Regions from separate parts of the Homo sapiens genome. Here region 2 is linked to region 1. A link is an interaction called in ENCODE POLR2A ChIA-PET data of the cell type or tissue named here. Cell type or tissue: HepG2. All regions are shown on one strand. Region 1 overlaps ZNF609 (zinc finger protein 609). Region 2 overlaps SPG21 (SPG21 abhydrolase domain containing, maspardin).

Region 1 (4,000 bases):
CTTCCTTTTACCTTTCCCCCACCCCCATCTCTTATCCCACTTCCCTACCCTGAAGACTTCTCTAGCAGCTTGGAAACACTCTAATTACTGTAGCTATTATAGTCACAACCCAGATCCTCCACCTCCTTCTCTCTCACCCCTTTCTTTCTTCCCCCCTCCCCTTGCTCTAGCAGCAGGAGTTGAACTGCAGTCTCATGAGCACAGTCAGATCTATGAATGAGCTTTATATCTTGTCAAGGCAGAACTCCAGATCCAACAGGGCTAATTTTTCATGGTTCTCTTGCTGTTTGTTCTTGGATCAGAGTCCCAGAAATAAGAGATGGCAAATACCTGTCAGGTCATATCTAGTCCATCACTCAGGGGCAAACCTAGGATTTTTCTCTTGTCTCTGTGAGAAATTTTTCCTTCTTTCTTTTGCAGGTGAGAGCTGTCTGATGCCAGACAAGCTCTGAAACTGCCTTCTTTTTATTGTGTTCTCTGGTCATTAGTGTCTGGCCAACTTCTTTGGGGTTTTTTTCTTTTTTAATTCCATTTTTCAGGAATACTTCCTCCCAGCAATATCTCTACCCCTTCTTCAGTCCTTTCTTCTTGATTGTGGGCATCACCTTTGTGGATTCCTTTTGTACCATCAGTTATCTATGCCAGAAGTATCACTTTTCTGACCTTTGCCACAAGTGTCACTGTGGCCTGCTTTTAAGGAGGTACATTTGATGAAAACACAGGACATAAATTCTAGCAGGTGGTAATTAATAAAATACTTTAGAAAACATGTGCCTTAGCCCGGTGCGGTGGCTTACGCCTCTAATCTAAGCACTTTGGGAGGCCGAGACGGGCGGATCATGAGGTCAAGAGATCGAGACCATCCTGGCCAACATGGTGAAATCCTGTCTCTACTAAAAATACAAAAATTAGCTGGGCATGGTGGCGCACGTCTGTAGTCCCAGCTACTCGGGAGGCTGAGGAAGGATGATTGCTTGAATCTGAGAGATGGAGGTTGCAGTGAGTGGAGATCGTGCCACTGCATTCCAGTCTGGCAACAGAGCAAGGCTCTGTCAAAAAGAAAAAAGAAAATATGTGCCTTAAGTAACCCCTGTACTATATGAACAAATGTTGCTTCTTCTGTTCTAACACTTCTCTTTATGTGGATGAAATTTTATTTTTCTGTGTCTTTGTTACAGTTAAGATATTGTCTAAGAGTGTTATGTTTTCTTTACTAGTATGCTTTTTTTTTTTTTCTTTTTTGAGGCAGGGCCTTGCTCTGTCACCAGGCTGGAGCATAGTGACACAATCACGATCACAGCTCACTGCAGGCTCAACCTCCTGAGCTCAAGCAATTCTCCTACCTCAGCCTCCCAAGCAGTTGGAAGTACAGGCAGGCGCCACCACACCCAGCTAATTTTTTTTTCCTCCCTCCCTCCCCTTCCTCTCCTTCCTCTCTTTCCTTCCTTCCTTCCTCCTTTCCTTTCCTTTCCTTTCTTTTCTTTTCTTTTCCTTCCTTCCTTCCTTCATTTTCTCCTCTCTCCTCCTCCTTCTGCTTCTCCTTCCTTAAGACAGGGTCTCACTCTGTTGCCTAGGCTGGAGTGCAATGGTGCAATCACAGCTCATTCCAGCCTCAATGCCACCACACCTGGCTAATTTTTTTGTGTGTTTTTTTTTGTTTCGCTGCATTGCCCAGGCTTGTCTTGAACTCCTGGGCTCAAGCCATCCTCCCACCTTGGCCTCCCAAAGTGCTGGGATTATAGGCATGAGCCACTGTGACCAGCCCAATTTTTAAATTGTTTTTGTAGAGATGGAGTCTCACTATGTTGTGTGCCACTGCACTCCAGTCTGGTTGCCCAGGCTGGTCTCAAATTCCTGGACTCAAGCAGTCCTCCTTCCATGGTTTCCCAAAGTGCTGGGACTACAGACATGAGCCACAATGCCTGGCTAGTATAGCTTTTCAAAGAATAGAGGGGAAAAAATCATAGAATTGAGAGTCATAAAACCCAGATTCTGATCATTACTGTGCCTCTAATTAGCTGTTTGTCCTTGTGCAAGTCATGCCCCTGTTTTCATGTGCCTCATCTGTGAAATGAACACATTAGACAGGATGATCACTGCGGTTCCATTTAGCTGTAGAATATCATGATACCAAGATTGAGAGTCAGGTTGACACTTGTAGTCCTAGCACTTTGGGAGGCTGAGGCAGGAGGATCACTTGAGCCCAGGAGTTGGAGACCAGCCTGGGCAACAGAGAGGCCTCATATCTTAAAAAAAAAAAAAAAAAAAACAACACAATTCAGCCTGGCCAACATGGTGAAACCTTGTCTCTACTAAAAGTACAAAATTAGCCGTGTGTGGTGGCACATGCCTGTAATCCCAGCTACTTGGGAGGCTGAGGCAGGAGAATCGCTTAAACTTGGGAGGTAGAAGTTGCAGTGAGCCGAGATCAAGCCATTGCACTCCAGCCTGGGCAACAAGAGATAAATTCCATTTCAATAAATACGTAAATAATTAGCCAGGTGGTGTGCACTGTGGTCCCAGCTCTTCAGGAAGCAGAGATGGGAGGATCGCTTGAGCCCAGGAGGTCGAGGCTGCAGTGAGCTGTGATCTCACCACTGCAATTCAGCCTTCACTCGCACAGAGCAAGACCCTATTTCCAAAAAAAAAAAAAAAAAAAAAAAAAGATTATGGTGGAAGAACAGGACAAAAATATTTAACATAAGTGAGCATCTTTTTTTTTTTTATTGCTGGTCAAAAATATAGCCGGTATTCAGAAGGGCTAATGAGTGCAATTTCAGTTCCCTGGGGCTTGACTCTCATACTCTTTGATTTGTTTGGAAGGCTGTACTTTTATTAGGCCATCTTTTTTTGGAGGGTTTTGTAGCCTCATTCTGCAGGCTCACCAACTTGCCGCATATATCTTTTTCTAGTGTGCTTAAAACATAGGAGTGGAAATCAGAAAGCTGCAAAAAAGGCTGGCCTGGCTTGGTGGCTCACGCCTGTAATCCTAGCACTTTGGGAGGCCGAGGCGGGTGGATCAGCTTGAGGTCAGGAGTTGAGAAAGCTGCAGAAAAGGAACCTTAGCTTGTGAGAAGGAAGTTGTACCTGGAAGGATTTGCCATCTATCAATAAGAAGTAACTTTGTAAATTCAGTCAAGGATCTAATAATCTATTATATCTGAAATCTGGGAGCTAAATTGGACTGATTATGGAGGTTAGTTGGATATTTTTCCACTTTTGACTAGTCAGTAGAAATTCCACTTTGAATTAACTTCTTGGGACTGAGTACAAGTTGAGTTGCCCACAGTGTTTTGTTCGGAAAATAAAATTATGTTGTTATTTATTTATTTTTGACAGGGTCTTACCCAGCCTTGACCTAGTGGGTTCACCTCAGCCTTCCAAGTAGCTGGGACTACAAAAGTGTGCCACCATGCTTGGTTAATTTTTGTAATTTTTTTTGTAGAGATGATGGTTTGCCATGTTGCTCAGGCTAGTCTTGAGCTCCTAGGCTCAAGCCATCCTCCTGCTTCAGCCTCCCAAAGTGGTGGGATTACAGGTTTGAGCCACTGCACCCAGCCAATTACGTTATTTTTAATGCTGAAAATGCACGTTGATGACATTTGCCGAAGTATGACGAACAAGGGGGTATCTCTGAAATACCCTCCTAAAAGAGACGAGAAATGAAAAGCTGGTTGGTAAGTGTTTCAGGAACTTTCAGATTGAGAGTAATGTTAGGAAGTATTTGCTTTCAAGCAGTTTTTTTTTTCTTTTTGAGATGAAGTCGCTCTGTTGCCCAGGCTGGAGTGCGTTGGCGTGATCTTGGTTCACTGCAACCTCCACCTCCAGAGTTCAGGCGATTCTCCTGCCTCAGCCTCCTGAGTAGCTGGGATTACAGGCGTGTGCCACCATGCCTGGCTAATTTTTGTATTTTTAGTAGAGATGGGGTTTCACCATGTTGTTCAGGCTGGTCTCGAACTCCTGACCTCATGATCCACCCGCCTTGGCCTCCCAAAGTGTT
Region 2 (4,000 bases), 510 kb after region 1:
TTGAGAGAAGGGCGTCAGGAGAGAATGCACGTAAATGCTGGGCATGGAGAGGCTGCCAAAAGAGGTTTGTTCCCTCTGAATCTCTGTGTGACCGTGGACTCACACCAGCCTCCTTCAAAAGGCTTCATCTCACATATTAAAATAAGCAAACAGTATCTTTCCTCAATTAAAAAAACTGCCTGGCTGGGCGCAGTGGCTCGTGGCTGTAATCTCAGCACTTTGCGAGGCTGAGGTGGATGAATCATGAGGTCAGGAGTTCGAGACCAGCCTGGCCAACACGGCGAAACCCCGTCTCTACTAAAAATACAAAAAATTAGCTGGGCGTAGTGGCGGGCGCCTGTAATCCCAGCTACTCGGGAGGCTGAGGCAGGAGAATCGCTTGAACCCGGGAGACGGAGGTTGCAGTGAGCAGAGATCACGCCACTGCACTCCAGCCCGGGCGACAGAGTGAGAATCCATCTCAACAAACAAACAAACAAACAAACAAACAAACAAACTGTGCCCATTACTATAGCTGATGAGAGACAGAAGCATAAAAAAAAAAAAACACACAAAACGTGGGTCTGAATTTTAATCAGTAATACTTACAGCGATAACCCGGTAACCCCATCCAGTCAGAGCCAAAATCTGCCGGAAAAAGACATCTGCAGTTCCACTGACAGGGGGCAGGAATATGAGAGGACACCTGATACTTCGGGGGCCCGCGTCATAGAGCGACCATATCTTACTGTCATCATCATCCACAATAATCTGGAGGGAAGGTTAAAAGAAAAAAGTGGAAAACCTTATAAATTTGCTTTTTATGTTATTTTACACTGTCATTTCACTGACAATTTTACTACTACTGCCTTGTTTGTTACAAGGTAACCTGGAGCTCACACCAGATTAGCATGCATGACAAACTCCTCTGATCTCCTTTTCTTTCCTCAGGGCTAACGTATTCCACAGAACTACTTAGAACTACTTTATAATCTTCCAAAGGGCTGCTGCTTCTCTGTTTCTTCCCCCTCCTCCTTTTTTTTTTTTTTTTTTGAGACAGAGTCTCGCTCTGTAGCCCAGGCTGGAGTGCAGTGGCACGATCTTGGCTCACTACAACCTCTGCCTCCCAGGTTCAAGCGATTCTCCTGCCTCAGCCTCCCAAGTAGCTGGGATTATAGGCACACACCCTCATGCCCAGCTAATTTTTTGTATTTTTAGTAGAGACGGGGTTTCACCATATTGGTCAGGCTGGTCTCGAACTCCTGAGCTCATGATCCACCCGCCTTGGCCTCCCAAAGTGCTGGGATTACAGGCGTGAGCCACTGCGCCCGGCCTGGATCCTGTCTCTTTAAAATACATAAATAAATAAATAAAAATACAACAACACTCCAGCCTGAGCAACAGAGGGAGAGATCCTGTCTCTTAAAAAAAAAAAAGGCAAGCTGAGGTAAGACAAGTGCTCAGCAGAGTCTGGCAGATGTTAAGTGTCCTAGAAATATTAGCTATTATTATTATTCACGGCATCCTAGTTTAATTTTTGCTTTCACTTTTGGTGGTATTTAGAAAAGTACATTAACTGCTTAAACATTTGACAATGCAAATCAGTATTTATTCTACTTTCATATTAAAAAACTCAAGGCCTCCAGGCTCTTTTTTCTGAGAGCTCCTCACTAGCAGGGCTATGGACTCCACAGTGTCACTCTGTGGGTGGCAGCACACTAACCAGGGTCACTGGCATCACTAGGAGCAGATAAATGGAGCAAGGCAAAGTCCAGAGAGGCCTAACAGTTCCCTTTGGACTTCCACAGGTCACAGATGGTGATAATGTATCTCACGCTCATGTTTTTGTCCTGTGTATCTTGCCACTCACATTTTTTCTTTTCTTTTCTTTTTTTTTTTTTTTTTTTTGAGACAAGGTCTGGCTCTGTCACCCAGGCTGGAGTGCAGTGGCACGATCACAGCTTACTGCAAGCTTGTCTTCCTGGGCTTAAGCAATCCTCCCATCTCAGCCTCCTGAGTGTCCGGGACTACAGGCGTGCACCAACACGCCCAGTTAATTTTTTCTAGTTTTTGTAGAGAAAGGGTCTCATCATATTGCCCAGGCTGATCTCAAATTCCTAGGCTCAAGCAATCTTCCTGCCTCGGCCTTCCAAAGTGCTGGGATTACAGGTGCACAGCACCATGCCTGGCTAATTTTTTCATTTTTTTATAGAGACAGAGTTTCGCTATGTTGCCCAGGCTGGTCTCAAACTCCTGGCCTCAAATGATCCTCCTAGGTCTCTAAAGTGCTAGGATTACAGGCATGAGCCATCACAAACAGCTGCAAAAGATCTTAAGATCACTGGATTCTAACACTCCTGCAAGGGAATCAGCAAAGGTTTTACTCTACTCAGTGACTTGAACTGCCTTTGTCTAGTGTGATCCCCAAACATCTGGGATTAATTTGGGAAGCAGAGTCAATACTCAACTGCAATATAAGTGTTTTGGGTTTTCAAACATCCCAGGAAAATAAAGCTTCTAGAAGATGACTGTGGCAGAATGAGTATGTCATTGCAAACAGAAGCTCTATAATGTGACCCCATTCTTAAATCTGAGGAACAGGAATATAATCTGACTGTACTCACTATACAGTTGCTGTAAACTTTCCACTAAACTATACAGAAGAGTACATACATACCTGCTTGCTTGTATATGTAAAAGCAATTATAAAAAATGAGTACAGGCTGGGTGCGGTGGCTCACGCCTGTAATCCCAGCACTTTGGGAGGCCAAGGTGGGCGGATCACTTGTGGTCAGGAGTTCGAGACCAGCCTGGCCAACATGGTGAAACTCTGCCTCTACTAAAAATACAAAAATTAGCTGAGTGTGGTAGCGCATGCCTGTAATCCTAGCTACTTGGCAGGTTGAGGCAGGAGAATCTCTTGAACCTGGGAAGCAGAGGTTGCAGTGAGCCGAGATCATGCAGTGCACTGCACTCCAGCCTGGACGGCAGAGCGAGACTCCATCTCAAAAATAAATATAAATAAATAAATAAATAAAAATGAGTACAGTTACACTTGCTTTCACTCTAAAATGAGTCTCAAAAGTTGACTGTACATGACAGGGAAGGAGTGAACTTAATCCTCTGCAACCCACAGTCATGATACTCGGCAGTAACCTTTACTCTCAAACACTACTAAGACATGACATCTAAATCACACACAAAAACAATACAAGATTTTGCAAATAAGAGGTATAGTAAAACCATACATACCTTTTTAAGGGGAACTGTACCTCTAAACCAGTTATAATCAGGAGAGACTTTAATCTCTCCCATGATTAGCTGAAATGGAGGTTAATCCTGAAATAAAAGCATGTGATATTTCACGTCAAGAATTCATGTTTACATCAGAACTAAATGTAGAGTCTCATCTAGCTATACCAACAATATTTTAAAGAAGAAAGCCAAGGAAACTGGCTATTTTGTCAGTATATAGTCCAACTACAGAAAACAATTTGGTGAAATACTACAATCACAGAATCAGAAGCACTCTTTTTTTTTTTTTTTTGAGACAGTCTCAGTCTTGTTGCCCAGGCTGGAGTGCAGTGGCGTGATCTCAGCTCACTGCATCCTCTACCTCCTGCAGTTCAAGTGATTCTCCTGCCTCAGCCTCCCGAGTATCTGGGATTACAGGTGCCCGCCACCACGCCCAACTAATTTTTGTATTTTTAGTAGGGATGGGGGTTCACCATGTTGGCCAGGCTGGTCTCGAACTCCTGACCTCAGGTGATCCACCCACCTCAGCCTCCTAAAGTGTTGGGATTACAGGCGTGAGCCACCATGCCCGGCCACCAGAAGAGCTCTTACAGAAATTATTCCAACACCCTTAGTTCTTCCAGAAAAGGAATCTGGTCTAGAAAATTTAAATGACTTACCCAAGATCACATGGCAATGCTAGGACCAGATGTGAGACAGCCTTTTCTGACACCATACTTCCTGTCTTAGTTCTCAACTGCAGTACCATCAGTTATCTTTTGACATT

What was found. ChIA-PET counts read pairs that join two places held together with the same protein. Peaks named below come from ENCODE experiments on the same cell type or tissue, not always from the same donor. Only the 100,000 strongest peaks of a DNase experiment are listed, where the experiment ranks them.
Region 2: POLR2A ChIA-PET joins it to region 1 with 6 read pairs; 2 of 35 experiments call an interaction of 5 or more read pairs at or near these places.

Annotation. Positions count from the first base shown.
Region 1 is chr15:64,466,788-64,470,787 of GRCh38, forward strand. All of the region lies in intron 1 of ZNF609 (zinc finger protein 609), which reads left to right. Among named protein-coding and RNA genes, the nearest start is that of ZNF609, 8.2 kb to the left of the region's middle. In HepG2, no CTCF peak of the experiment used is centred here; a DNase peak (open chromatin) is centred at 2,494.
Region 2 is chr15:64,980,276-64,984,275 of GRCh38, forward strand. It overlaps SPG21 (SPG21 abhydrolase domain containing, maspardin), which reads right to left. Exons shown (of 9, transcript NM_016630.7): 2 at 3,232-3,318; 3 at 589-750. The coding sequence starts at 3,294. Among named protein-coding and RNA genes, the nearest start is that of SPG21, 7.6 kb to the right of the region's middle. In HepG2, no CTCF peak of the experiment used is centred here; a DNase peak (open chromatin) is centred at 1,736.